Linked DNA regions of Homo sapiens: region 2 is linked to region 1. A link is an interaction called in ENCODE POLR2A ChIA-PET data of the cell type or tissue named here. Cell type or tissue: GM12878. All regions are shown on one strand. Links, peaks and the distances in the headings refer to the core of each region. The heading gives the core; the rest is flanking DNA.

Region 1 (15,580 bases), core at 4,705-12,704:
AGGAGCTGGGATCACAGGCACGGGCCACCACACGCAGCTAATTGTTTGTATTTTTAGTAGAGATGAGGATCCACCATGTTGGCCAGGCTGATCTCGAACTCCTGACCTCAGGTGATCCGCCCGCCTTGGCCTCCCAAAGTGCTGGGATTACAAGCGGGAGCCACCATGCCTGGCCACATCTGCTTCTTTTGTCAACCCCTCCGGGTGTAGCACGTGTCTCCTGGGCACTGTCACCTTTCACCTTGTAGACCTGTCCTCCAGCCTTGCTGTCCTTTGGCAGGGATATCTCCTAGCCCCAGGACAGCTTAGTCACCCCTCCCAGGTCACCGGCCCCGCCTAATTGAGCTCCCTACCCTCAATGAGATCTCATCCTCCCCCATTTTGACTGTCCACCAAGCAGCCAGCTCTCTCCTACCCCACCACCCCCGAGCCCTCTCCACCCCATTGACGCTGCTCAGAGCCACCACCCTCCCCCACCCCACTGGGACGCCCACCTGGCTCTGCTCCAGCAAATGGCTCCGGGACTGATTATTCTGGAAGGAAACGGAAAGGGGAAGGAACTAAGGGAAGAGAAGGAAGGAGGCTTTCTCCGGTTCTTGTTTTAGCTTAAAAATTCATGCCCCGTGTGCACTTCAGTCTAGAACACACTTCCTTTTGTTTTAACGTGATACAGCGTTTTCACTATACAACTTCTGGTAAAATTGCTGCCTGGTTATCCGGGGGCTGTGTCTGGTCAGAGAGGGGGCCTGGCAGGCTGGGAAGGACAGGGAGGGGTGGGGGAGGGGGAAGACGGGTGGGGGAAGGTGGACGGGGCTGGCCGGCCTCCTGTCGTCTTCCTTCCCTGGACAATGGGCTGGCGGCTGCCGCAGAGATAAGGAGTCTTGTCAGGGCTGGGATCACAGCCGCCGGCCGACTGCCTGCTGGGGAAGGTCCCTTCCTCGCAGACCTGGCCAAACCACCCCCACCAAGCCCCGCCGCCTCAAGTGAGATCTCCTTTCATTGTACCTTCCTGAGAGCGAGGTCCTCAGAGCCATGCCCCAGGGTCACCAGGAGGCTGGCTGTGAGCTTGGCGTCTGGGGAGGCCCTTTCCCAGGCCGAGACACCTCCCCTGGCTCCAGGACACAGTCGCACAAAGATAATTGTTGTCTTTTTGTTTCTTTATTCTTTTTTATTATTTTTTCTTTTGAGATAGGGTCTCATTTCATCACCCTGGCTGGAGCGCAGTGGTGTGATCATGTCTCGCTGCAGCCTTGACTTCCCCAGCTCAAGTGATCCTTGTGCCTCAGCCTGAGTAGCTGGGACTATGGATGTGCACCACCAGGCTCGGCTGATTTTTTTATTTCTTTTGAGAGATGGAGTCTCACTATGTTGCCCAGGCTGGTCTGGAACTCCTGGACTGAAGTAATCCTCCCCCATCCTGGCTAACACGGTGAAACCCCGTCTCTACTAAAAACACAAAAAAATTAGCCGGGCATAGTAGCGGGCACCTGTAGTCCCAGCTACTCGAGAGGCTGAGGCCGGAGAATGGCGTGAACCCGGGAGGCGGAGCTTGCAGTGAGCCGAGATTGCGCCACTGCACTCCAGCCTGGGCGACAGAGAGAGACTCCGTCTCAAAAAAAAAAAAAAAAAAAAAAAAAAAATTCCTCCCTCCTGGGCCTCTGAAAGCGCTGGGATTACAGGTGTGACCCACTGTGTTCAGTTTAAGATTAAATTTATGTGAAGTAACTTATGTTACTTTCCAGCCCGGCCAACATGGCGAAATCCCATCTGTACTAAAAATAGAAAAATTTGGCTGGGCGCGATGGCTCACGCCTGTAATCCCAGCACTTTGGGAGGCCAAGGCAGGCGAATCACGAGGTCAGGAGATCGAGACCATCCTGGCTAACATGGTGAAACCCTGTCTCTACTAAAAACACAAAAAATTAGCCAGGTGTGGTGGCACCCGTCTGTAATCCCAGCTACTCAGGAGTCTGAGGCAGGAGAATCACTTGAACCCGGGAGGCAGAGGTTGCAGTGAGCTGAGATCGTGCCATTGCACTCCAGCCTGGGTGACAGAGCGAGATTCCATCTCAAAACAACAACAACAAAAATAAAAATTAGCGGGGCACGCTTGTAGTCCCAGCTACTTGAGAGGTTGAGGCAGGAGAATCGCTTGTACCTGGGAGGCGGAGGTTATAGTGAGCCGAGATTGCACCACTGCGCTCCAGCGCCTGGGTGACAGAGCAAGACCCTGTCTCAAAAAAAAAAAACAAAAACTTACCACACTCAAAGTACATAAACCTGCAGTACATCTCCTGGCATGGTTATGGGTGTCTAGGTCCGAATCGCAGCCTGTGGAAGCCCAGGGGGACAGCTCCGGCCCCAGTGGTTAGAAAGTGTAGCCCTGCCAAGTGGGGATGAACCTGATGTCGTAGTATCGGGGGAAGAAAAGGACCTAAAATTTCTCATAAGTTTCATGTTAATTACATATTGAAATGATAGTATTTGGGATATAGGAGTTAAATAACATACATTAAGAAATTTGGGCCGGGCGCGGTAGCTCATACCTGTAATCCCAGCACTTTGGGAGGCCGAGGTGGGCGGATCACGAGGTCAGGAGATCGAGACCATCCTGGCTAACACGGTGAAACCCCGTCTCTACTAAAAATACAAAAAAAATTAGCTGGGTGTGGTGGCGGACGCCCTAGTCCCAGCTACTCGGGAGGCTGAGGCAGGAGAATGAAGTGAACCCAGGAGGCGGAGCTTGCAGTGAGTCGAGATCGCGCCACTGCACTCCAGCCTGGGCGACGGAGCGAGACTCCATCTCAAAAAAAAAAGAAAGAAATTTGATGTCACTTGTTTATCTTTACTTAAAAATTTTTTTAACTTTTAGGCTGGGCTTGGTGGCTCACACCTGTAATAACAGCACTTTGGGAGGCCGAGGCAGGTGCATCACTTGTGGGCAGGAGTTCGAGACCAGCCTGGCTAACATGGTGAAACCCTGTCTCTATTAAAAACACAAAAATTAACTGGATGGGGTTTCACCATGTTGGGCAGGCTGGTCTCGAACTCCTCTCAGATGATTCTCCCTCCTCGGTCTCCCAAAGTGTTGGGACTACAGGTGTGAGCCACCATGGCGAGCTCTTGTTCTTTTTTTTAAGATGAAGTTTTGCTCTGTCACCCAGGCTAGAGTGCAGTGGCACGATCTCGGCTCACTGAAGCCTCCACCTCCTGAGTTCCAGCAATTCTTGTGCCTCAGCCTCTCGAGTAGCTGGGATTACAGGCATGTGCCACCATGCCCAGCTAATTTTCGTATTTTTAGTAGAGATGTCGTTTTGCCATGTTGGCCAGGCTGGTCTCAAACTCCTGACCTCAAGTGATCCACTCACCTTGGCCTCCCAAGTGGGAGGCCCACATAAGCCACTGTGCCCGGCCCCAATTAGGTTGTTTTTTTTGTTTTGTTTTGTTTTGTTTTTTGAGATGGAGTCTCTTTGTCGCCAGGCTGAAGTGCAGTGGCTTGATTTTGGCTCACTGCAACCTCTGCCTCTCAGATTCAAAGTGATTCTCCTGCCTCAGCCTCCCGGGTAGCTGGGACTACAGGCGCGTGCCATCATGCCTGGCTAATTTTTGTATTTTTATTTATTTTATTTTATTTTATTTTATTTTATTTTGAGACGGAGTCTTCCTCTGTTGCCCAGGCTGGAGTGCAGTGGCGCGATCTCGGCTCACTGCAAGCTCCGCCTCCCAGGTTCACGCCATTCTCCTGCCTCAGCCTCCCAAGTAGCTGGGACTACAGGCACCCGCCACCACGCCCGGCTAATTTTTCGTATTTTTAATAGAGACAGGGTTTCACCGTGTTAGCCAGGATGGTCTTGATCTCCTGACCTCGTGATCCACCCGCCTCAGTATCCCAAAGTGCTGGGATTACAGGCGTGAGCCACCGCACCCAGCCGGTTAATTTTTGTATTTTTAGTAAAGATGGGGTTTCACCATTTTGACCAGGCTGGTCTCGAACTCCTGATCTCGTTATTTGCCCGCCTCGGCCTCCAAAAGCCAAGTGGGTTTTTACAGTTCCATCTGTTTGCTCTATTAGGTCAGAAGATTGAGAATGGTAACTAAAATGGAAATTATGTGAAACTGGCCAAAATAGGTTGCAGTGAGCCAAGATCGTGCCACTGCACTCCAGCCCGGGTGACAGAGTGAGACCCAGTCACACACAAACACACACACCAACACACACAAGCCAGAATCAGTACTTACAGGTTTTCCTGAAATAAACTTAGGGCAGGGGCCACTGGTCAAATAAGCATTTTTTGCAGCTTTTTTCTTTTTTCTTCTTTTTTTGTTTCATTTTTTTTTGCAGCTTTTAAATGCTGCCCACCAATATTGTCTTATAAAAGAAATCAATTTGTTGGTTACCCGATGAGTCAAACTGTGTTCCGCGGTTAACTGAGTATTTCACTGAATTTCAAAGAACTGGTTTGTTATCAGATCCAAACCACAGCTCTCTTTTATCGTCACATCAGCAGCCATGATCTTTCCAGTTTTCTTTTTTGGCCTCTGGTGCCCCATCTTTGGTAATTATTTGTGGTTCATCTTTTGAAGTTTCTTTGAGTGGGGCCGCAAGAGAGATTTGATTACACGGAGTTGATTAACGGCAGCCTTCGTAGCAGTATTATCAGCAGGGTTGTTCCCTCTAGCTTCCATAGCGTCTAACCTTGAATGTCTGAGAATTTTGATAAAAGTCAAGGCCTGGTCACTGGACGGCCTCCAGTAAATTCTGTACGCAGGATCCATGTTTCATTTGATCTCCAGTGGAAGTGAGGAACGCCTTTGTTTCTTTGTTTCTTTTCTTTTCTTTTTTTGTTTTTTTGAGATGGAGTCTCACTCTGTCACCAGGCTGGAGTGCGGTGGCGCGATCGCAGCTCGCCACAACCTCCACCTCCTGGGTTCAAGCGATTCTCCTGCCTCAGCCTCAGGAGTAGTTGGGACTTCAGGTGCCCGCCACCACACCCGGCTAATTTTTTTGTATTCTTAGTAGAGATGGGGCTTCGCCATGTTGGCCAGGCTGGTCTCGAACTCCTGGCCTCAAGTGATCTGCCTTGGCCGCCCATAGTGCCGGGATTACAGGCGTGAGCCACCATGCCCAGCCAAAAATGAAATTTTCTGTGCCCATATTCCAGCCGAGGAAGCCCAAGTTCCCACCGGGAGCGTCTACACGTGCAGCCGCTGTTATCTGTACCCAGGTAACATCCTCCAGCTCTTGGGGAGATCCAGCTGACCTCCAGTGTCCCCGTGCCCACACACGTGGCCAGGAGCAGCTGTCAACAAATGGCTCTTGGGTTGAGGCAGGAGTCCTCCAGATCCTTTGGCCCTAGCATGGGCTGACTGGGAGGCACGGCACCTGGAGTCTCCCACATGTCCCTGGCGGAATGAACGTTCAGTGGGATTCCTCATGGTAACTGGCTTGATAATGCACCCTCTGGGATCTGTCCCTTCCCTGTCCTATGTCCCTGTCCTCTACCTGAACCTTTTGTGTGGAATGGCACCTCAGGCCCGGCCTCTGGGGGATGAAGATGGTGTTAACTGCATTCAAAGCCTCCCTCTTGTCACCCACGATACACTTTCTGCCCTGGCAGGGGGACAGGAGGTTCCTTGACGGCTAGTCCAGGCCATGACGGGTTGATCCTGGATTAAAATAAGTCAAGCTTCAGGCTGGTGCAGTGGCTCACGCCTGTAGTCCCAGCACTTTGGGAGGCCGAAGAAGGCAGATCACCTGAGGTCAGGAGTTCAAGACCAATCTGGGCAACATGTTGAAACCCCATCTCTACTAAAAACACAAATATGGCCGGGCGCGGTGGCTCACGCTTGTAATCCCAGCACTTTGGGAGGCCGAGGCGGGCGGATCACAAGGTCAGGAGATCGAGACCATCCTGGCTAACATGGTGAAACCCTGTCTCTACTAAAAATACAAAAATTAGCCGGGCATGGTGGCGGGTGCCTATAGTCCCAGCTACTCAGGAGGCTGAGGCAGGAAAATGGCGTGAACCCGGGAGGCGGAACTTGCAGTGAGCCGAGATCGCACCACTGCGCTCCAGCCTGGGCGACAGAAGCAAGACTCTGTCTCAAAAAAAAAACAAACAAAAAAAACCCACAAATATTAGCTGGGCATGGTGGTGCATGTCTGTAATCCCACCTACTGGGGAGGCTGAGGCAGGAGAATCTCTTGAATCCAGGAGGTGGAGGTTGCAGTGAGCTGAGATTGTACCTCTGCACTCCAGCCTGGGTAACAGAACAAGAGTCTGTCTCAAAAAAAAAAAAAGAAGTCAGTCGGGCACGGTGGCTCACGCCTGTAATCCCAGCACTTTGGGAGGCTGAGGCAGGTGAATTGCCTGAGCTCAGGAGTTCGAGACCAGCCTGGGCAACACGGTGAAACCCTGTCTCTGCTAAAATACAAAAAATAAGCTGAGTGTCACGGTGTGCACCTGTACTCGAGCTACTTGGGAGGCTGAGGCAGGAGAATTGCTTGAACCCGGGAGGCAGAGGTTGCAGTGAGCCGAGATCGTGCCACTGCACTGCAACCTGGGCAACAGAACAGAGTGAGACTCCATCTCCAAAAAAAAAGGAGTCAATCGTGTCAATCGTTAGGGAGCTGGTGGATTTATAGCCTGTAGTGACCACATCAGTGAGGCACTGGTGCTGGGAGGCACCTCAGAGGTCATCCCATTCAACCCCTTCACTGACTCACAGCTCAGAGAGGGCAAGAGACTTACCCAAGGGCACACAGCAAGTCGAGGGCACCAGCAAGGTCAGCACCCAGGTCTCCCGCACCTGGGCCCACGTGGTTTTCAGTCTGGAAACTGGAAATGGATATGAAGCCTTGGAAAATCCCAGCAGGGCAGGATGGGGGTGGCCCAGCTGTTTCACTATGGAAACAAAAGTCTTGTTTTCCTGGCTACTCCAGCGGGGCCGGGACGGAGGCAGATGTTTCTCTTCACCTGCCAGGAAAGTTTGGAAATTAAGCCCTCCTTGCAGGGAGGAAGGGACCCAGTGCTCTGGATTTTCAATTTAATGGGCTACCCAGGTCTTCGGAGTGCAGCCAGGGAAGCACAGAGGAAGCGCCCTGGAGAGGAAGCCAGAGATTTCCTGGAGGCGCCAGGGATGCAAGGAGTGGCCTGGAGAGGGAGTGAGGGAAAAGCAGCAGACGCCCCTAACTTCCTCCTCCTCCTTCCAACAGAAACCTGGTTTGGGGTTTTAGTGGAGACGTCTCGCCATGGCCGCCAGTGTAGACATTAATTGGTCTAATGCAGGCACCAGGTCCCCGGCTTCTTGCAGGGAGGGGCATGGTTTTAGGACAAGGCATGGCTTTAAAATAAAAAATTAATTGTTGTAAAATATGCATAGCATGACCCGGCATGGTAGCTCATTCCTTTAACCCCAGCACTTTGGGAGGCTGAGGTGGGAGGATCAGGTGAGCTCAGGGGTTCGAGACCAGCCTGGGCAACATGGTGAGACCCCGTCTCTACCAAAAATACAAAATTTAGCCCGGTGTGGTGGTGCATGCCTGTAGTCCCACCTAGTCGGGAGGATGAGGTGGGAGAATCACTTGAACCTGGGAAGTTGAGGCGATTTTTTAAAAAATTAATACTCTAGGCCAGGCATGGTGGCTCACGCCTGTAATCCCAGCACTTTGGGAGAGGCCGAGGCGGGCGGATCGCCTGAGGTCAGGAGTTCGAGACCAGCCTGGGCAACATGGTGAAACCTGGTCTCTACTAATAATACAAAAATTAGCCGAGCATGGTGGCATGTGCCTGTAATCCCAGCTACTTGGGAGGCTGAGGTAGGAGAATCACTTGAGCCTGGGAAGTGGAGGTTGTAGTGAGCCGAGATCGCACCATTGCACTCCAGCCTGGGGCGACAAGAGCGAAACTCTGTCTCAAAAAAAAAAAAAAAATCATAATACTCTTTTTTTTTCTTTTGAGATGGAGTCTTGCTCTGTCACCCAGGCTGGAATGCAGTTGCAAAATCTTGGCTCACTGAAACCTCCGCCTCCTGGGTTCAAGTGATTCTTCTGCCTCAGCTGCCCAAGTAGCTGGGATTACAGGCGCCCACCACCACGCCCAGCTAATTTTTGTATTTTTTTAAGTAGAGATGGGGTTTCACCATGTTGGTCTCGAACTCCTGATCTCAGATAATCCGCTGGCCTTGGTCTCCCAAAGTGCTGGGATTACAGGCATGAGCCACCATGCCTGGCTGAGGCAATTACTTTTTGCAGAGACAGGGTCTTGCTATGTTGCCCAGCCTTGTCTTGAACTCCTAGACTCATTCAATCTGTCCATTTTGGCCTCCCAAAGTGCTGAGATCGACCACGACCACACCTGGTCATAACTGGCTTTCTTTATATTCATATGCATTTTATCTTGTGCATTTAAAAACTTGATACTGTGAGAAGGTTCATAATTTCTCAAAAGTCTGTTTTAGATAGTGCTGGGGAGATGTGATGTCTGGAGCCCTGGCAGCTGCCTTGAGATTCTGAGGACCTGAGCCTGAAGGCAGAGTTCACCTGACAGGGAAGGCAGAGTGAGAAGTGGGGGAAGTTCCAGGGTCCTTTCCAGCTCTGTTACAGTGAACCAACCCTGGAAACTCCCCTCTTTGGGGCTTCTTGTTTCTTGCTATAATGAAACATCTTGCTGGTTAGCCAGTTGAGTTAGAGTTTTCTCTTTCTTGCATTTGAAGCTACCATGACTGCAAGAGGGAGTTCCCGAAGGGGTCTGGGAATGGCCCAGGGAAATAGGGGTGAGGTGAGACTCCACTGCCCCGACAGTGCCCATGTATGAATTAGAAAAAGTGGGCCAGGCGTGGTGGCTCACACCTGTAATCCCAGCATTTTGGGAGGCTGAGTGGGCAGATCATGAGGTCAGGAGTTCGAAACCAGCCTGGCCAACATGGTGAAACCCCATCTCTACTAAAAATACAAAAATTAGCTGGGCTTGGTGGCACACATCTGTAGTCCCAGCTACTCAGGAGGCTGAGGCAGAAGAATCGCTTGAACCTGGGAGGTGGAGGTTGCAGTGAGCCGAGGTCATGCCACTGCACTCCAGCCTGGGTGACAGAGTGAGACTTTGTCTCAAAAAAAAAAAAAAAAAAAAAAAGAAAAGAAAGAAAGAAAAAGAAAAAAAGTGGGCCAGGTGTGGTGGCTCATACCTGTAATCCCAGCACTTTGGGAGGCTGAGGTGGGAGGATTGCTTACAGCCAGGAGTTTGAGACCAGGTTGGACAACATGGTGAGACCTTGTCTTTACAAAAAAATACAAAAACCTATCTGGGCATGGTGTTGCATTCCTTTAGTCCCAGCTACTTAGGAGGTTGAGGTGGAAGGATCACTTGAGTTAAGGGAGGAGACCACCCCTCATATTGTCTTATGCCCAATTTCTGCCTCCAAAGAAAGAAAAAGTAAAAACTAAAAGGCAGAAATGAAAACCACAGGCAGACAGCCCAGCGCCACACCCTGGGCCTCGTAGTTAAAGATCGACCCCTGATCTAATCGGTGATGTTATCTATAGACTACAGACATTGTATAGAAATGCACTGTGAAAATCCCTATCTGGTTTTGTTCTGATCTAATTACCGGTGCATGCAGCCCCCAGTCACGTACCCCCTGCTTGCTCAATCACGACCCTCTCACGTGCACCCCCTTAGAGTTGTGAGCCCTTAAAAGGGACAGGAATTGCTCACTCGGGGAGCTTGGCTCTTGAGACAGGAGTCTTGCTGATGCCCCTGGCCAAATAAACCCCTTCCTTCTTTAACTCGGTGTCTGAGTTTTGTCTGCGGCTCATCCTGCTACAGAGTCTAGGAGGCAGAGGTTGCAGTAAGCCAAATTCACGCCACTGCACTCCAGCCTGGGTGACAGAGCAAGACCCCACCAAAAAAAGAAAAGAGGCCAGGCGCAGTGGCTCACGCCCAGCTAATTTTTGTACTTTTAGTAGAGACGGGGTTTCACCATGTTGGCCAGGCTGATCTCAAACTCCTGTCCTCAGGTGATCCGCCCACCTTGGCCTCCCAAAGTGCTGCGATAACAGGAGTGGAGGCTCAACTTTTTAAAGAAGAAAAGGACGAATCAGGACAGGAGACAATTACAAGCTCTGTTCATTCGGAATTCTCATTGGCTTACAGAAATAACTTTGGCTAGTGATTGGTTATATGTTGTAGACAGACCCACAGGGTGGATGGCGTCTGTGGCCACTTGGGCATTAGCTGGTCCAGAGCCCAGAGTCCATGTAGCAAGTAGCTTCAGGACGTAATTATTTAGCTCAATAGAAAGTGAGATGTGACTGCTGTTACTTTTTTTTTTTTTTGAGACGGAGTTTCACTCTTGTTGCCCAAGCTGGAGTGCAATGGCGCGATCTCGGCTCACTGCAACCTCTGTCTCCCAGGTTCAAGTGATTCTCCTGCCTCAGCCTCCCGAGTAGCTGGGATTACAGGCGTGTGCCACCAAGCCCGGCTAATTTTTGTATTTTTAGTAGAGACAGGGTTTCACTATGTTAGCCAGGATGGTCTCGAACTCCTGACCTTGTCATCCACCGGCCTCGGCCTCTCAAGGTGCTAGGATTACAGGCATGAGCCACCACGCCCGGCCTTTTAACTGCTGTTACTTTTTTTTTTTTAATCATTTTTATTCTGCTAGTTCCATAAAAGCAATGTAAACACCAGCATTCTATACATCTTGCTGGTGAACTCACATAATGCTTAGTTCCCTGATCCTTTGACCTCCTTGTCTTCTCCAGTTATTTTCTGTTTGGACCACTGGCCACAGGAATGGAGTGGGGTTGGGGCTTAGGAGAGAGCAATGTGGCTTTTTGGTATGACTTGTTTCATTGACTGCTGTTACATTTTAAATGCCTTTCTGGGCCTGATAATTTAAGGGGGCTGGCATTTCTCACATCAAAGGGCAAAGGGTTTTTTTGTTTGTTTCTCACTATTGCTCAAAAGCCACATGTGTCAAGGACAGCTCTTGTTAACGGGCAGAGAAGCTTATAGAACCTTTCCAGGGCTGGCGCGGTTGTTCATGTCTGGGGGACAAGAGCGAAACTCCATCTCAAAAAGAAAAAAAAAAAAAAGAACATTTCCAGGCCAGGCACAGTGGCTCACACCTGTAAGTCCCAGCACTTTGGGAGATTGAGGTGGGAGGATCACTTGAGGCCAGGAGTTTGAGACCAGCATAGGCCACATGGCAAGAACCCAGTTTCTACAAAAACATTTTTTTTTTAAATTAGCTGGGCTCGGTGGTGCACACTTGTGGTCCCAGCTACTCGGGAGGCTGAGGTGGGAGAATCGCTTGAGCCTGGGAGGCGGAGGTTGCAGTGAGCTGTGATCGCACCACTGCATTTCAGCCTGGGCAACAGAGGGAGACTCTGTCTCAAAAAAAATCAAATAAAGAAAAAAGAACATTTCCATTATTGCAGAATGTTCTATTGGACGGCGCTGGGCCAGATGCCTGCCCCAAGCCCTGGGACACCCAAACCTGGTGAAAGTGCCAAGCTCCCATCTGGGGGTGCTCACGGAAGGGGCCGGGAGCTGGGATTACAAGCGTGGAGGCAGGCGCCACCCCAGAGGAGGTGGGTGATGTCTGAGCCAGAGTCTTTGGGATGAGCAGGGCTTTGGCAGGCAGCTTTGTTGGGCAGGCAACAGGCACAGCAGGTGCAATGGCATCGAGGTTGGAGAGGTGGACTGGCGGGGAGAAGAGAAGGGAGGGTGGCAGGAGAGATGGGCAGAGGCCCCCCAGGAGCCCAGAGCCTTCAGGGCTTTGGGCCCTCTTGGGGCACTGGGGAGCCACGGGAGAAGTGTGGGGTGGAGAGGGGCGCCCTGGATTTGACCACCTTCAGGAACCTACCTTGGCTGCCCGGGTGGGTGGGATGGAGGTGATGAAGGTGGAGGTCGTAGCATTGTCACTGAGAGCGATGCTTATTCTGATTTTTGCCCCCGTGAGCCTCAGAAATCGGTCAGAACAGTGCTCGGGCTGGGCGTGGTGGCTCACGCCTGGAATCCCAGCACTTTGGGAGGCCGAGGCGGGCGGATCACCTGAGGTCAGGAGTTTGAGACCAGCCTGGCCAACATGGCAAAACCCCGTCTCTACTAAAAACACAAAAATTAGCTGGGTGTAGTGGTGCATGCCTGTAATCCAGCTACTCCAGAGGCTGAGGCCTCCCTGGGAGGCGGAGTGCAGTGAGCCAAGATTGTACCACCGCCCCTCCAGCCTGGGTAACAGAGTGAGACTCTGTCTCAAAACAAACAAAAAAGAACAAACCAAAACCAGTGCTCCAATTCACCTTGCTGAATTGGAGAAGAACAGGTGCCTGGGTCCTCCCGGCTGACGGTGACGTCACTATGAGCCACCACGCCTGGCCCGGTGGGTGTTTACAGCAGAGGTGGTTCAGGGAGGAGTGAGTGGCAGATGGTGCAGGCTCAGGGAGGAGTGAGTGGCAGGTGGGGCCTGAGGCCAGAGGCAGGAGGACCGTTCAAGACTGAGGTGTCTTGGGCACTGGTGCCGGGGCCGGGGAGAGCCCTGGCATGCCGGGCCCCGGCCCTCAGTGAAAGCAGGATGAGGTGGCGGCCAAGCAGGGAGGCCAAGGCCTGGCAGCAGCCGGCAGCCCCTCTCCTGGCAGGGACATCTTGGCAGGAGCCGGGCTCTGCCCAGGGCGCTAATGTCCTCTTAATTAGCCAGGCACTTGCCAAGCACTTGCCGCTGCGGCCTCACTTTGCAGAACGCACTTGGGTTTGGAGCAGGACCAGCATCGGCCACCGGGTGAGTAGGGGGGATGGCCAGGTGAGTACCATGGCCAGAAGGTGCGGCCTCTGAGTCCCCACTGAAGCCAATCCAGGCCCCGACCTCTGGTCATCATCAACAGAAGAGTGACAGAAACAGAAAAGATATCAAGGAACACGTTTTCAGGGCCAGATTCCAGGTCCCCCACCTATTTTCCTTTGCTCCTGCCTTGCCTGGCTCTGCCCCCTTGAACTCTTATTCACCCAGTGTAGGCATCACCTCCTCCTGAAGGCCCTCCTGGACTGCACAGTTAACTCTGGAGCCTCCCCTGCACAGGGCAGCTCATGTATGGATCCACAGGTGAGTTCCTGTCTTTGAAGGGTTACAGTTTAGGTCCTGGAGCAGTGGTGGGGAGGTCACACCTCCACCCACATCCCTCTTTGCAAATCCCATGGGAACTATGAGCCTGGGTCCCCCAAACTGCATGTTCCCCACTTAAAGCTGGGCCAGATCCTGTTTGCTGTATCCAGGCCTCAGTTTCCCTGCTTGTAACCAGAAGTCCATGCAGCCAGAAATTGTCAGGGAGCTGGGCACGGTGGCTCATGCCTGTAATCCCAGCACTTTCAGAGGCTGAGGCAGGAGGTTCACTTGTGATCAGGAGTTTGGGACCCCAGCCTGGGCAATACAATGAGATCCCTGCCTCTACCAAAAAATTAAAAACAATTAGCCAGGCCTGGAGGCATACACTTGTAGTCCTAGCTATTCAAGGGAGGCTGAGGTGGGAGGATCACTTGAGTCCAGGAGTTTGTGGCTGGGGTGAGCTCTGATTGTACCACTGCACTCCAGCCTGGGTAAGAGAATGAGACCTTGTTTTATTTTATTTTATTTTTATTTATTTTGAGATGGAGTCTCACTCTGTCACCCAGGCTGGAGTGCAGTGGTGCAATGTCGGTTCACTGCAACCTCTGCTTCCCGGCTTCAAGAGATTCTCCCGCCTCAGCCTCCCAAGTAGCTGGGATTACAGGCGTGTGCCACCACGCCTGGCTAATTTTTTGTGTTTTTAGTAGAGACAGGGTTTCACCATGTTTGCCAGGCTGGACTTGAACTCCTGACCTTAGGTGATCCATGCCCCCTTGGCCTCCTAAATTGCTGGGATTATAGGCATGAGCCACCGGGCCTGGCCGAGACCCTGTTTTAAAAAAATTAATCAGGTCCAGTGCGGTGGCTCACGCCTGTAATCCCAGCACTTTGGGAGGCCGAGGAGGGCAGATCACCTGAGATCGGGAGTTCGAGACCAGCCTGACCAACATGCAGAAACCCCGTCTCTACTAAAAATACAAAATTAGCAGGGCGTGGTGGCGCACACCTGTAATCCCAGCTACTTGGGAGGCTGAGGCAGGAGAATCACTTGGACCTGGGAAGCAGAGCTTGTGGTGAGCCGAGATTGCACCATTCCACTCCAGCCTGGGCAAAAAGAGTGAAACTCCATCTCAAATAATAATAATAATAATAATAATAATAATAATAATAATAATTGGTAGAGATGTTGGTAGAGGCAGGACAGTGGGAGTGACAGCCTGGTCCTGTCCTCCCGGGCTCTGGCTGACCATGCTGTAGTGTGGCTCAGGGCCCTGGAGGGCACAGCTGTCCTGTGGCCCTGTGGTCAGCCGGGAAGCCAGGCCTGGCAGGACTCCTGCCCTAGAATCAGCTCCTCCCACTCCCCAGGGTCCCATGCAGGGCGCTGGCCGTACCAGGCCTCCTCGCGGGTGCCACAGAGCCAGCGGCTGCACAGCAACAGAGACGCCATTCACAGGCTCTCGGCCACGAGGCCGCTCATTTACAGAGGGCTGAGCCGCTGACATCTGTGCGTTTGTAACATGGACAGCATTTCTGGTCCCATACAGACGCCTGGGCCAGCCACATTTATCTCCCCTTGAGAGAAGGGAAACGAGGCTCGGGAGGGAATGAGGGATTGGCTTGGGGTCACACAACTTTAATGATGACCCTGGGCAGGAAGCTCCCAGGATGGCAACAGAGACTCAGGGCAGGCTGGGCATGGTGGCTCACACTTGTCATCCCAGCCCTTTGGGAGGCAGAGGTGCAAGGATCACTCGAGCCCAGGAGCTCAAGGCCAGCCTGGGGAATATAGTGAGAACCCATCTCTAAAAAAAAAAAAAATAGGCCGGTCGCGGTGACTCACGCCTGTAATCCCAGCACTTTGGGAGGCTGAGGCGGGTGGATCACGAGGTCAGGAGATTGAGACCATCCTGGCTAACACGGTGAAACCCCGTCTCTACTAAAAATACAAAAAATAGGCCGGGCGTGGTGGCTCATGCCTGTAATCCCAGCACTTTGGGAGGCTGAGGCCGGCGGATCACGAGGTCAGGAGTTCGAGATCAGCCTGACAAACATGACGAAACCCTGTCTCTACTAAAAATACAAAAATTAGCCGGGCGTGGTGACACGCGCCTGTAGTCCCAGCTACTCAGGAGGCTGAGGCAGGAGAATCGCTTGAACCATCGAGGTGGAGGTTGCGGTGAGCCGAGATCGCACTACTGCACTCCAGTCTGGGAGACAGAGTGAGACTCCGTCTCAAAAAAAAAAAAAAAAATTAGCCGGGCGTGGTGGCGGGCGCCTGTAGTCCCAGCTACTCGGGAGGCTGAGGTAGGAGAATGGCGTGAACCCGGGAGGCGGAGCTTGCAGTGAGCCGAGATCGCGCCACTGCACTAAAGCCTGGGCAACAGAGCGAGACTCTATCTCAAAAAAAAAAAAAAAAATTTAGCCGGGCATGGTGGTGCATGTCTGTACCCCCAGCAATTTGGGAAGCTGAGGTGGGAGG
Region 2 (15,580 bases), core at 3,377-11,376, 160 kb after region 1:
TGCAGTGAGCTGAGATCACACCACTGCACTCTAGCCTAGGTGACAGAGTGAGACTCCGTCTCAAAAATAAATAAATAGCTCTCCCTCTCCCTGTCCCTGTCCCTGTCCCTCTCCCCACAGTCTCCCTCTGATGCCCAGCCGAAGCTGGACTGTACTGCTGCCATCTCTGCTCACTGCAACCTCCCTGCCTGATTCTCCTGCCTCAGCCTGCCGAGTGCCTGTGATTGCAGGTGCGCGCCGCCACGCCTGACTGGTTTTCGTATTTTTTTTTGGTGGAGATGGGGTTTCGCTGTGTTGGCCGGGCTGGTCTCCAGCTCCTAACCGGGACTGATCTGCCAGCCTCGGCCTCCCGAGGTGCCGGGATTGCAGATGGAGTCTCGTTCACTCAGTGCTCAGTGTTGCCCAGGCTGCAGTGCAGTGGCGCGATCTCGGCTCGCTACAACCTCCACCTCCCAGCCGCCTGCCTTGGCCTCCCAAAGTGCCGAGATTTCAGCCTCTGCCCGGCCGCCACCCCGTCTGGGAAGTGAGGAGCGTCTCTGCCTGGCCGCCCATCGTCTGGGATATGAGGAGCCCCTCTGCCCGGCTGCCCAGTCTGGGAAGTGAGGAGCGCCTCTTCCCGGCCACCATCCCTTCTAGGAAGTGAGGAGCGTCTCTGCCGGGCCACCCATCATCTGAGACGTGGGGAGCGCCTCTGCCCCGCCGCCCCATCTGGGATGTGAGGAGCGCCTCTGCCAGGCTGCGACCCCATCTGGGAGGTGAGCAGCGTCTCTGCCCGGCCGCCCCGTCTGAGAAGTGAGGAGCCCCTCCGCCCCGCAGCCACCCCATCTGAGAAGTGAGGAGCCCCTCCGCCCGGCAGCCGCCCCGTCCGGGAAGTGAGGAGCCCCTCCGCCCGGCAGCCGCCCCGTCCGGGAGGTGGGGAGCACCTCTGCCCGGCTGCCCCTTCTGGGAAGTGAGGAGCCCCTCTGCCCGGCCGCCACCCCGTCTGGGAGGTGTTCCCAACAGCTTATTGAGAACGGGCCATGATGACGATGACAGCTGTGTCGAATAGAAAAGGGGGAAATGTGGGGAAAAGATAGAGAAATCAGATTGTTGCTGTGTCTGTGTAGAAAGAAGTAGACATAGGAGACTCCATTTTGTTCTGTACTAAGAAAAATTCTTCCGCCTTGGGATGCTGTTGATCTATTACCTTACCCCCAACCCAGTGCTCTCTGAAACATGTGCTGTGTCCACTCAGGGTTAAATGGAATAAGGGCGGTGCAAGATGTGCTGTGTTAAACACATGCTTGAAGGCAGCATGCTTGTTAAGAGTCATCACCACTCCCTAATCTCAAGTACCCAGGGACACAAACACTGCGGAAGACCCCAGGGTCCTCTGCCTAGGAAAACCAGAGACCTTTGTTCACTTGTTTATCTGCTGACCTTCCCTCCACTATTGTCCTGTGACCCTGCCTAATCCCCCTCTGCGAGAAACAACCAAGAATGATCAATTAAAAATAATAATAATAATAATAATAATAAATAAATAAATATAAATCTGATGACAGTGGTTGCCTCTGTACAGAGGTGGGATCAGACAAGGCCACTAATGGCTCCAACAGTGTCATTGTACAAATTAGAAAAAAGTACCTACATTGGGCTAAGCACCTGGAAAGGGGCCCTTCCTTCTCAGCCTTGGCAGGGAAGAAACTCACCTGCAACCTTGACTGAGAACTACAGTATAAGATAGGAACTTTGGGGAAAGGTGTTTAGTGAACTATTTTGTTTAAATTTACCACCAGGCTGAGCACGGTGGCTTATGGCTGTAATCCCAGCACTTTGAGAGGTGGAGGTGAGCAGATCATGAGGTCAGGGTTTCAAGACCAGCCTGACCAACATGATGAAACCCTGTCTCTACTAAAAATACAAAAATTAGCCGGACAGGGTGGAGTACGCCTGTAATGCCAGCTACTCAGGAGACTGAGCAGGAGAACTGCTTGAACCTGGGAGGTGGAGACTGCTGTTTAAGCCAAGATCGCACCACTGCACTCTAGCCTGGGCAACAGAATAAGACTGTCTCCAAAAAAAAAAAAAAAAAAAAAAAAAAAAAATTACAATTATTTCACCTCTGCAGATTAGAAGGAGGGGAAAGAGTATATTTTTCATTTTATATTCTTCAGGAAAACTTATTTTTTAAAAAAGCATATTTACCACTTATAAAAAATTTTTTTAAAATAAGAGACAAGGTCCCACTCTGGCTCCCAGGCTGGAGTGCAGTAGCGTAACACAGCTCACTGCAGCCTTGAATTCCTGGACTCAGGCAATCCTCTTGCCTCAGCCTCCCAAAGTGCCAGAATTAAAGGTGTGAACCATATGTCTGGCCCGTATTTATCCCTTTTATAATGAAAATTAAGAAATATGGCTGGGAGCGGTGGCTCACACCTGTAATCCCAGCACTTTGGGAGGCCGAGGCGGGTGGATCACGAGGTCAGGAGATCGAGACCATCCTGGCTAACATGGTGAAACCCCATCTCTACTAAAAATACACAAAATTAGCCAGGCGTGCTGGCAGGCGCCTGTAGTCCCAGCTACTCGGGAGGCTGAGGCAGGAGAATGGCCTGAACCTGGGAGGCGGAGCTTGCAGTGAGCCGAGATCGCACCACTGGACTCCAGTCTGGGAGACAGAGTGAGACTCCGTCTCAAAAAAAAAAAAAAAAAAAAAAAAATGCTTCCATGTATTTCTCCAAACAGAGTGGTTGCAGAACATTTTGTTACAATCGTAGGGAAGAAAATGTCTTAACATCTTGACTAAAACACAGGTAGTATCAACGCTTAGAAACAACTCAGTTATCATAATTCTATAACCATGCAGTATTCCATAAAATCCAGAAAACAGTCTGTGTATCACTAATGTCAGAACGAACAAGGTCATTAAAAAAGACATAATGCCAAGTGAAATAAGCCAGTCAGAAAAGAACAAACACATGAGGTCCCTGATAGTAGCCAAATCCATATAGAAAGAAAGTAGGATGGTGGGTGCCACTGGCTTGGGAAGGGGATGGGGAGTGAGTGTTTAATGCGGACAGAGTTTCAGTTTGAGAAGATGAAAGAGTTCTGAAGATGGATGGTGGTGATAGTTGCATAATAATGTGAATTTACTTAACAACACCAAATTGTATATTTAAAAATGATTAAAATGGTAAATTTTTTATTACATATATTTTACCACCACCACCACCACCACAAAAAAAGCATGGTAGTATACTTACACATTCAGATCATAATAATTCTTAAAATGAATTATTTCCTCAATAAACCCATTTGCTACATCTGGAAATCTTGCTTCCTAGAAACAAATAAGAACATAATTTATATTTCATTCACTAGAATGGTTTCAAATGGCAATACAAGACAGATGGCAAAAAGTATAATAAAATGACTAAAGACTAGAAAAGGGCTGTGAAGCAGGTCTGTGTGTGTCTTCAAATTCAACACTAGTTCCCAGATTCATCTGTCTACATAGAAGATGAGGTCTAGAAAGGTCTTGAGAGATCTGGTTCTCTGTCCCCATTTTACAGATCCATTCTTCATTGCTTCAACAAATATTGAGCATCTCTGTCTAGACAAAGGGAATCCAAACACAAATAAGTTACAATCTCATGCCAGCCCTCAAGCAGCACACAACCTAGTGCCTAGATAAAAACACCTGGGTGGCCGGGTGCAGTGGCTCATGCCTATAATCGAAGCACTTTGGGAGGTCGAGGCAGGCGGATCACCTGAGGTCAGGAGTTCAAAACCAGCCTGGCCAACATGGTGAAACCCCGTCTCTACTAAAAAAATACAAAAATTAGCCAGACGTGGTGGTATGTGCCTGTGATCCCAGCTACTCGGGAGGCAGAGACAGAAGAATCGCTTGAACCCAGGAGGCGGAGGTTGCAGTGAGCTGAGATCGCACCACTGTACCCCAGCCTGGGTGACAGAGTGAGACTCGGTCTCAAAAAAAAAACAAACCAAAAACAAAACAAAAAAAACCCGCCTGGGTAAAGTAGGGTTAACGGACTTGTTTGAAGGCAAATAGTGGCTACCAGATGTAACACCTTTTTTTTTTTTTTTTTTTTTTTTTTTTTTTTTTTTTTGTGAGATAGAGTCTCACTCTGTCGCCCAGGCTGGAGTGCAGTGGCACGATCCTGACTCACTGCAAGCTCTGCCTCCTGGGTTCACACCATTCTCCTGCCTCAGCCTCCCAAGAAGTTGGGACTACAGGCGCCCGCCACCACGCCCGGCTAATTTTTAATTTTTTTAGTAGAGACAGGGTTTCACCGTGTTAGCCAGGATGGTCTTGATATCCTGATCTTGTGATCCACCCACCTTGGCCTCCCAAAGTGCTGGGATTACAGGTGTGAGCCAGCACGCCCAGCCCTTGTGTTACTCTTAATATCACCACTAATAGAACTTTGTTGGATGACAGAAACACTGTCCTCCATGCTTGATGATGAGGTAAGCTGTTAGCCTCATGTGGCTACTAAGGTTAAGATGTGACTGATGCCACTGGAAAATTTTATTTAACTGTAAGACATTTAAATGTAAACAGCCACAAGGAGCTAGTAAGTGCCATATTGGACAGCATAGGTCTAGGTAATTCAATAAAACTGCTTTAAGGGTTTCCATTTGGAGTGAACTCAAGGAATTTGAAAAAAACAAGGGACTGCAGGTATGACAGCACCAGGCCACCATGATATGCAGTTAGAATCCCAGAGAGCTTCCTGAAGGTTAAGTATAGTAAAGGAACCCTGATTCCATTTTCATGTCTTCAGAGTGTCTCTTCTATTCTGTACATCTAGATATATACTTCTTAGGAAAATGAAGTCCACGCATACCAACAACTTTTTTTTTTGCAATGAAAAAAAAAAAAGAAAAAAACTCAGTATATGTAGTGTCTACATTTACTTGATAAAATAAAACTTACCGTTTCTTTCACTAGTAGTTCAACGAGCTCTTGATCTACCTCTGCAGCTTCTTGCCCCCAAATGTTTTCCAAATTGGGCTCTTGAGATTCTTGCATTGGAAAGGCTGGACCTGGCTCTTCATCATCACTTGCTAACTGCTGGTCTTCAAACTCTCCTAGAGGATGGGCAGGCTGAGGAGAAGAGGGGCCTGAAATCCCACCTTGCTGGGGTTCCGGCCTTGGAAAAGCGGGCCCTGGGAATTCATGCTGAAACAACAAGCGGCCCAGTTCTGCTTCAGGCTGCCGTTCCTGAGGAACGACCTGGTTTGTTATTTCACGGGGCTGTTGGTTCAGAGACTGGAAGTAAGGATGATCTAACCAGCAGTCTTCTTCGATGGCCTGATCATCTGCTAGAGCAGCTGACTCTCCTAGATTTGATAACAGCTCTGTCTCTGAGTCTTCGGATGACTGGTTCTGAGTTTCCAAAGGATCGCTTTCTGTGTAAAGAAGGCTACCTTCTTCCAAGATGATGACTTTCTGCTCTGATCTGGGGTTGACAATGTCATTTGCTGCTTGGTTATGACTCGGTCCAGGCTTGGGTTCTCTTTCTGTTTGGCCACTTGGCTTAGTGAATTCAGAGATTCCAGGAGGCCCAAGATCCAGAAATTCACCGTAGTCATCCTCAGAATCATCCTGTGCCCCAGAATCAAACAATGGGTTGTTACACACTGAAAAATAGCTGCTCTTATCTGATTCAAATGCTGCTCTAGACTTTTTAGGCCTTTCTTCTCCCAACCTTTTCAGATCTTGCCACTGGGCAGCTGGTTTGATGAGATTGGGTCGTGATCTCTGAGGTTTATTTGTCTAAGAAAAAATGAAATTTTAATAATTCAATTTCTTTCCTATGCCTATCCCTCCTTATGTACTTATATTGAGCTTCCGAGATAGGACAGGAAAGAAACAAAAACACCATCTCCCTTAACAATACCTATTCTTTACATTTATCTTAACACTGAAATTTGATTACACTATATACTATCTGTAAGAATCAAAGTAGTCATTCATAGATTAAAGCTTGAGATATAGTTTGAATTATAATTTATTTTTATTTTTGAGACACAGTTTTCCTCTGCTACCCAGGCTGGAGTGCAATGGTGCGATCTCGGCTCACTGCAACCTCTGCCTCCCGGGCTCAAGCAACTCTTGTGCCTCAGCCTCCCAAGTAGCTGGGATTACAAAAATGTGCCAACATGTCCAGCTAATTTTTGTGTTTCTAAGAGAGATGGGGTTTTGCCATGTTGGCCACGCTCGTCTCAAACTCCTGGCCTCAAGTGATCCGCCTCCCTCAGCCTCCCAAAGTGCTGGGATTACAGGCATGAGCCACTGAACCCAGCCCTGAATTATAATTTAACCTGAGACTACTAAAACAAAAATAACTCCACAGCAGATACAACAATGAAAGAATGCTAACACATCAGAAGAATAAGAAATGTTCAAAAAACATATAAAAAAATCTAAATCTCATTAGTAACTAGCAAAATGAAAAATTAAAACAAGACAGTATTTTTTTCCCTGTAAGACCGGCAAACTTTTAAATTAGATAATACCAAGCATTGGTGAGGATGGTGAAAAATCTTTTTTTTTTTTTTTTTTTTTTTTTTTGAGACAGAGTCTCGCTCTATTGCCCAGGCTGGAGTGCAATGGCATGATCTCAGCTCACTCCAACTTCTGCCTCCCAGGTTCAAGCAATTATCCTGCCACAGCCTCCCGAGTAGCTGGGATTATAGGCGCACACCTCTACATCCAGCTAATTTTTCTATTTTTGTTAGAGACAGGGTTTTGCCATGTTGGCCAGGCTGGTCTTGAACTCCTGACCTCAGATGACTGGCCCACCTCAGCCTCCCAAAGTGCTGGGATTACAGGTGTGGGGCACCGCGCTTGGCCGATGTGTGAAAATTCTTATACTATCATTTACTGCTGGTGAATTTAGGAGAGAAATTTGGCACTATTTATTAAAATAAAAAACGTAGGCCAGGCGTGGTGGCTCATGCCTGTAATCCCAGCATTCAGGGAGGCCAAGGCAGGCGGATCACGAGGTCAGGAGATCGAGACCATCCTGGCCAACATGGTGAAAATCCGTCTCTACTAAAAATACAAACATCAGCTGGACATGGTGGCGTGTGCCTGCAATCCCAGCTACTCGGGAGGCTGACGGAGCAGAATTGCTTGAACCAGGGAGTCAAGAGGTTGCAGTGAGCCAAGATGGTACCACAGCACTCCAGCCTGGAGACAGAGCAAGACTCTGTCTCAAATAAATAAATAAATACACAAATACATAAATATAAATAAAAAATGTATGTCTGTCATCATTTTTTCATACTGTTCTATAAACTCTATCGAAAAAGGGCATATACAAGAATATTCAGCATAAACAGAAAAAAGCCTAGAGACATTGTGAAGTTTGTCCCTGAGTGAATGGTTAAATAAACTATTACTTATTTGTTCTACAAAATACTCTACAACTGACCCCTACCAAAAAAAGAGGTAGCTCAGTCTGTACTGAAATGGGAAGCTTCACTAAGAAATGCCATTAAGTGAAGAAAAGCAAGCTGCAAAATCATACACAGAATGATTCCATTTACTTAAAATATGTCAATAAGACACAAACAAAATCATTTCTAAAAGTATGTATATGTACCCACATGTATATACACATGGATACATACAAATTCAAAGAAAAGACCTGGAAGGATACATGCTAAACTGGTAACAACAGTTCCTCTGGGAAGTCCCTAGAAGAAAGGAGATGGTGAATCTCAGGCTTTAGGGTGGGTCCCTGAGGACTATGCCACTGAAGTAAGGGCCAAGCTGGAAATACCCTGGACCTCCCAGGAACTGAATCGCAGCGTGGAGAGTTTAACTCCCTGAATGTGAGGTGCTGGTGCTCTTACTCTTCTTCAAGAAACCAATTAAGATCCTCTATAGAGAAACAACATCATACAGAATCCCAAAATTTTCATATACAATGACTTACACTCAATCAAAAATAACTAGGCATACAAGAACTTAATGCAGCAACAGAAAATCAAAACAAGAGAAGTAACAGACAACAGAAACAAATATACAAGGGTTTCACACAGTGAAATTAACAACATGAATTCTAAAGTAACAGCATGTTTAGGGAAATCAAAGACTAGATTGAGAACTGCAGCCAAGAAGAAGAAGAATCGAACGCAAATTCCAGAATGGAAAAATACAATAACTAATACAAAAACTAAAAATACAATAACTAATGCTACATATGGATATATAGCATTTTAAGTAAATACAGTTGAAGAGAGAAATTAGTGCATTGAAAGCCAGGTCAGAATAGCCATAGTAAGGCATAGACAAAATGCAACATTAGATAAGAGAACACGTCAAGAACAAAAAGGTCTTCAAAACACATAACTGGAGTTGTAGAAGAGAAGAAGCTGTTTCTTTGGTAGAGGAGGAGGAAGGAAAACAAGGGAGGGAAGGGAAGGAGGGGGACACATAATGGTTAGTTCAAATAACCATTCGAACTAAATAAGGGAAAAAACATAAGGAGTCACAGATTAAGACAAAGTAGAACAACAGTCTGTTTTGTTTAATTCTATAGAATATATTCAAAACCTCAAAGAATACATTGGTTCTGAAGACTCTACAAAACAAACAAACAAACAAAAAACAACCCTCGAAGAAATAAAGAAAACTTCTGGCTAGGCACGGTTGGCTTATGCCTATAATCCCAGCACTTTGGGAGCCTGAGGCAGATGGATCACCTGAGGTCAGAAGTTTGAGACCAGCCTGACCAACATGGTGAAACCCCATCTCTACTAAAACTACAAAATTAGCTGGGAGTGGTAGCGCATGCCTGTAATCCCAGTTATTTGGGAGGCTGAGGCAGCAGAATCACTTGAACCTGGGAGGCAGAGGTTGCAGTGAGCCAAGATCGCGCCATTGCACTCCAGCCTGGGTGACAGAGCAAAACTCCCATCTCCAAAAAGAAAAAAAAAAAAGAAAACTTCTAAACTTTTTATGAAGTCAGAATCATGCTTATAAAAAAATAAACATGTCAAGGATATCATACGTACACACAAACCTACGGGCCAATCTCCACCTGTAAGATCTACGGAGAAAACACTAATATTAGCAAATGGAATCCCCAGCAGCACATTACTACTACATTACAATGCCACAACCAAGGGGAGTCTTTTCAAAGACAATAACTTACCAACTAAGAGGTCAAGGAAGAAAAACCACATGACAATCTCTGTAAGATGCTGAAATTGAATGTAACAGAATCCTACATTCACTTCTAAAAAAATTTTTTTAAGTCAAAGTAAATGACTAGTTCCTTAACATAACTAAAGAAATGGTATCTAAAGCAAAAAGGCACCATCACATTTAATGAAGAAACATTAAGTATTCCCATTTATGTCTGTGGCCATTCGTGCTCTTCTCTATCAACACTATTAAAATTTTTGAGGAAGTACCGTAATATAATTAGACACGTGAAAGAAGCATAAAAATTGGAAAGACAGATCAGATGCACGTTTTCAAGAAATTAAGAGTCAACTGAAAAATCACTACAGATAATAATGGTAAGGTGATTGAGTATAAAATTAATGTAAAAAGCAACAAGGGCAGGGCACGGTGGCTCACGCCTGTAATCTCAGCACTTTGGGAGGCTGAGGTGGGTGGATAACTTGAGGTCAAGAGTTAGAGACCAGCCTGACCAACATGGTGAAACCCCATCTCTACTAAAAACACAAAAATCAGCCGGGTGTGGTGGCACACACCTGTAATCCCAGCTACTCTCGGGAGGCTGAGGCAGGATAATTGCTTAAACTCGGGATGTTGCAGTGAGCCGAGATCAGGCCACTGCACTCCAGCCTGGGTGATAGATTGAGACTGTCTTAAAAAAAAAAAAAAAAAAAGAGCAACGAGAACACTTACTCTCCATTTTGGAATGAAGCATTGCCTGATGCTAGACTCACAATAAAGACAGTTGAGATCCTTACACTAAATTTGTTGTAATTTTGTCCTTTGACAGGTCTGGCAACCCAAAGGGACAGAGACTGTTGATATCTTGAGGTAACTCAAGGAACACAGGAAAAACGGCTAACTCCCTTTTTTGGGAAGTAACGTTTTCCTCATGGAGCTGCAAGTGTCGGAAGTCCTTCTCAGGTCTGAGCTCTGCTGTCTTTTTAGCACCTGGTCTCTTTGACTTTGAGGGTACCAAGGTTAGGCTGCACTGTGAGAGAGCATTTGACTTTGCAGTACCTAGGGTTAATCTGGGCTATGGCAGGGCACAGGACTTTTGGGAATGTGGGGGCTCACAAATCACTGGCAATAACTGTATTTTTTGCTCCCTCTTTGCAGAGGTCTTTACGGCTTGAGTCAAGCCCCCAAGATTATGGCCAGACAGAAATGTGGGTGCAACTCCATTTGCTGCTAGCATACAGGGGTGCAGTTTTAAAGCTAACTGATACCAGCTGTGTTGAGTGCAGGGAGGGTATAAACTCAGGCTTTTGGAATCTGTGGGTATGTGGATTCCTTTTCTTGCAGGCTTAGGTGAGGGAGGCCTCAGGTGTCTTGACTGAGTCAGATGGAAACTGCAAAGTGATTGGCTAGGTAGGACATCTTGGAGCCAACGTCATCCCGGTCCTGAGATATACAAGGTCCAACATAAAAACAGCATCCCTAATTTCTAAAAATTGGAGTACTCTGCCTTCTGGTAGTCTTGCCTTTTCATGTATAAAACTTCTGGCTCCAGAAGCTACAAATAGTTACACAAGTGGCAAAACTTTACCAAAAATAATTCAGAATTATGATGACCATGATGTGGAATGTTCCAGATGAAAAAGAGTGTTCATCCAAGAAATTCACTTGAATCCTAAGACTCCAAATTACACGGAGAGAACGAGATTCTTACTGGCATTCAGAAGCCTCAAAGAGACAACAGAATTCTAAAATAGCTTTTTTGAAAGATTAACTGCAAAAAGCTAATGAAAAACTAGAAACGCAAGATTACCTCCCACACCAAAGACAGATAAACTAATGTAACTCCTACTGCTCCCATTTTACCTGAATACTGCATCTACTCCTGAATATTCACAGTCTACTAACTCTGAGTTGCCTTTCTTCTCTGAAAAGAACAGTTCAACTGTTTCCTTATAAAACAGAACAACCTGAAAATGTAGCATGAAATTCCTGACTTACATGCTACGGATAAAAACAGGTCATAGTTTAAAAATGTCCTAAACCTGGGGAAGACTTTCAGACATTTTTTAAAGAATTCAGAGTCTTAATTATAACTTATGATCCTAGGATACCTGACTTATTACCAGCTAACACATGGTGGGACCAGGGGAAGGAGAGGGAGTAAAAACGGATAAAAGCAGCAGAAGCAGAATATTATTTTCCTGAGGATGATATTCAGGACCTGACAAGTACTATCCAGTCTACTTATGGGCCAGGCAAAGCCTGAAATATCAGACGTGACCCTTAGAAAGCCATTTCCAAAATGTTTCAGCTCTACGGTGTTATCTGAAAGCAAAATAGATGCCCCTTTATAAACTAAGACAGATCCTAAGGTTTTGTCTGTTTTTTAAAAATTAGAGACAAAGGTCATGCACGGTGGCACACACCTGTAATCCTAGCTACTCTGGAGGCTGAGGCACAAGAATCACTAAACCTGGGACGTGCATGTTGCAGTGAGTCAAGATTGCACCACTGCATCCTGGCCTGGGCAACAGGAGACTCCATCTCAAAAAAAAAAAAAAAAAAAAAAAAAAAAAGGGGAAAAAAAAAGAAAAAATAAATAATAACTAGATACAAGGTCCCAGGCTGAAGTATAGTGGCACAATCATAGCTCACTACAGCCTTGAATTCCTGAGCTCAAGTGATCCTCCTGCTAGGCCTCTCAAAGGACTGAGATTACAGGTTTTGAGCCACTGTGTCTGCCCTGACCCTTAAGGTTAAGGAAACAAAAATCACCTATGAGGTCAGGGTTCAGGGTGACTGGTATAGCAACTCCCTAAATTCCTATGCTCCAAGAAAAATCAAACTGTTGCTAAGCTCCATACCAATAGGCGGTATCAGGCAAATATCAGACCCCTCCCTAACTCTGATTTACAACCCAGAAACCCACTACAACTCTTAACACAGACAGAGGACTGGCCTTACAAACATCGTTTTCTGATGAACTACTACATATAGATCTTAAACCAGTTTCTGCCAGCTTATAGAGGCTGCACACAAACTGTCTTTGTGCCCTACAGTTCACCTTTTGAAGGAAAAAGCCAAATTCCACCTCATTTTAATGCTGAAACTCTACCCCAGGGAAGCTCTGGTTAGTCTTTGGCAGTCCTGAAGTCAGTAACTCATTAAGAAACAAGCTAAATTCCAAGTAGCTGGGATTATAGGTGCTCACCACCATGCCCAGCTAATTTTTGTATTTTTAGTAGAGACGGGGTTTCACCATCTTGGCCAGACTGGTCTTGAACTCTTGGCCTTGGCCTCCCAAAGTGCTGGGATTATAGGCGTGAGCCACCGTGTCCAGTTTCTTTATGATTTTCTTAACCTTTCCTCAGCTTACTTTATTATAAGAATGCAGTATATTTTTTATATACATACACACACACACACACACACACACACACACACACACACACACACACATAATATACTAACTAAAGCATGTTAACCATGTTATTGGTCAACAGTATGCTATTAGTAGTTAAGTAGTTATTAAGTAGTACTAAGTAGTTAAGGCTTTGGTCAACAGTATGCTATTAGTACTTAAGTTTTTGGGGAGTCAAAAGTTATATGCAGATTTTAAACTGCACAGGGGTTGGCACCCCTAACCACCATGTTGTTCAAGTGTAAACTGTATTTGAAAACTGGCAAATAAAGAATTTTAACGAAGGCTATAAGATCTGCTTCTCTGTGTCTCCGTGTCTATATATGCGTTATGTGTGTGTGGTATTTCTCTACCAAAATATATGAGAGAACTCTGATAATCGGTTTAAGGAAAAAGGAAGCACTTCAATCTTTTATCAGAAAAACAGGACCTAACTCCAATGCCTTTTAGTTCACGTGACTTAGGTATTTTTGGTAAGTAAGACCATTTGGAAAACAGCTGTGTTCTGATCAGCAAAAATGCCCATGTATTTTTTTTTTTTTTTTTTTGAGACAGGGTCTCCCTCTGTCATACAGGCTAGAGTGCAGTGGCGTGATCTTGGCTCACTGCAACCTCCATCTCCTGGGTTTAAGCGATTCTACTGCCTCAGCCTCCTGAGTAGCTGGAATTACAGGCACGTGCCACCATGCCTGGTTAATTTTTGTATTTTTAGTAGAGACGAGGTTTCACCATGTTGGCCAGGCTGGTCTCGAACTCCTGACCTCAAGTAATCCACTCGCCTCGGCCTCCCAAAGTGCTGGGATTACAGGCGTGAGCCACCACGTCGGGCCTATATGGATGTTTTTTATATTCCAAGATTAGATAAAGTTCCTAGAAATCTGATATGTCTTGGTATAAATGCTATCAGTCATAATTTTGGTTCAGAAATAACTAAATTTCCTTGTCAACTGTGTCATTATAATGAACTCTCATCAGGTTTTTAACCACAGCCATTTTAAGTCTTGCTGTCCACAGTTATTTTGTTCTGACACTTTCTGAAAGCTCTTTGCAAGCAATTATAATCCTAAAGTGCTGTGTGTTCAAAGATGTATATGCGAAAAATGAAACGAACTCTGACAAATACAAGTTTGAGTTCGTACTATCGGACTAAATATCCAAAATTCTAATGAAGAAACTAATGGATTTGTGTAACTGCTAACCAAGATCAAACAGCAAAAATTAATTACATGAGACTGAATTGATAAAAGAAGAATCATGGGTTTTTATGGCTTCTTTATTTGAAACACTGCTGGTTCTTTTAATGTTTTGTTTTCCAGATTTAAGGAAACTTTTTTCTTTTAAGGTTATTATAGCTTATAGCAATTTGGTATACTTTTATAATAAAAATAAAAATATTTGCTTTTCCTCCCAACAGGATCCCTCCAGAATTTGCAAACTATTCATGAGTATTCTTATTTTTATGGCAATATCATTATTTGCATATCTGTCCTTTTAATAAAAGGACACAACTGGAAACTGGTTATGTTACCAAGGCTTTGACTGGAATGCCATATTTCAAAATGTGCAAACAATGCCTGGCTTTAAGCATTCCCTGTCTTACAGTGAGTAAATCTGTCTCTTCCTGGCAGGCTCAGGAACCTCCAGATGCTGGATACAGCACACAAAGACTAATGTCTGCCCTGGTTTGGTTTCCTAGCAGAGACATTTTTTAAAGACCAATTTGAGATTCCTCATCAAAATTTCCAGCAAAGCAAATTTAAATATGTGCTTTCAAATATGTGGTTAGTCAGGCAAACTGGTCTTACTGTGATTATCTTTGGTAGAAATGGGAGTGACTTAGAGAGGAAAATTACATTTCAAAAGAAAACTCCAGTATGCCTGTTATTTAGATTGCAGCACTGTTCACTGAGTTTTTATTATCTACCTGTTAGATAGCAGGAACCTGCTTAGTTCCTGAAGCCCTATAAGCTGAAGCTGGACAAATCTACGCAAATCGCAAGGAATAAGTCTCATGCCTAATGCATGGGCCACACAGAGTTCACTAGGATGGCCAATGCCACAACCAGAGACATTCACAACAGCAAACCACATTGGAGCAAGACTCCCCCTCATAAATGTGAGACTCTTACTCTCCTTAATCTTTCCTTACTTATGCCTCTCACGTGGCAGGACAACGTTGCAGTGAAAATTTCACCATCAGTAGTAGCCTCTGCAGATAACCTGCACTCCCCGCTTTAATTTAACCCAGTCATGGGATGCGAGATTACCTACTAACTCAACAGAGAAGATTCTGTGCAGTTGATGGCGCTTCTTGCTTGCACACAGATAAAACACAGCAAGTATTGCAGAGCAGACTACTTGGTTAAAACAAGGTAGACTCCTTGTCTAGCTATTTGGTTTTAGTTGGGGCCCTAGCCGAGGAGCAGCCTCCACCCAAACTCTGGGTATTACCCTCCTTAGAGTCCTAACGGCAGTCTCCTTGGTGTGCTGTGCACCCTCAGAAAGTTTTAAATGTTTCCATACAGCTACCTGTCAAATGCCAAATGGTCTTTCTCCAGCTGGAACAACAACAACAAAAAAAAGTGTGATAATGAGGACACCAGAACCTATAAAGTATATGCTGGGACCAGAAACCCAAAATGATGGTAACTGAGAGTGGCACTGATGCCCGAAGGTTTGGTCAGGTCCTGGGTGAAAGCCTAACAAAAAGGGAGGAATTGTTAAATAAAAATTATAGGAGGCCACTGTTTTGGACTAAGTGTGTGCACTAGACCCCAAAAGACCAGACTAAAACTCAAAACGGAAGCATCCATGTAAGTTTCATACTACCAAACCTAAACCTGGGAAGTTCATTTGATCTTCCTAGAAATTGAAAGAAAGAGTGAACAACCAGTTTCTTAAACAGGGCAGTTTAAATCTTCATTGGGAATCATAATGAATTTCCCTCTGCTTTAATTCTTACACAGGAAAGGTGGCCTGAAGCAGCCTGA

The links. ChIA-PET counts read pairs that join two places held together with the same protein. Peaks named below come from ENCODE experiments on the same cell type or tissue, not always from the same donor. Only the 100,000 strongest peaks of a DNase experiment are listed, where the experiment ranks them.
Region 2: POLR2A ChIA-PET joins it to region 1 with 6 read pairs; 3 of 35 experiments call an interaction of 5 or more read pairs at or near these places.

The regions. Positions count from the first base shown.
Region 1 is chr7:5,574,123-5,589,702 of GRCh38, forward strand. No RefSeq gene overlaps it. Among named protein-coding and RNA genes, the nearest start is that of FSCN1, 11 kb to the right of the region's middle. RefSeq lists a cis regulatory region at 65-1,176, enhancers at 548-1,115, 8,609-8,768, 12,628-13,127 and a silencer at 10,160-10,249. In GM12878, for the core only: no CTCF peak of the experiment used is centred there; DNase peaks (open chromatin) are centred at 8,671 and 10,963; H3K4me3 peaks cover 1,303 bases; H3K27ac peaks cover 2,724 bases.
Region 2 is chr7:5,736,031-5,751,610 of GRCh38, forward strand. RNF216 (ring finger protein 216) reads right to left here. Exons shown (of 17, transcript NM_207111.4): 4 at 4,943-5,785; 5 at 3,246-3,322. Among named protein-coding and RNA genes, the nearest start is that of MIR6874, 32 kb to the left of the region's middle. RefSeq lists enhancers at 1-341, 342-841. In GM12878, for the core only: no CTCF peak of the experiment used is centred there; a DNase peak (open chromatin) is centred at 7,771.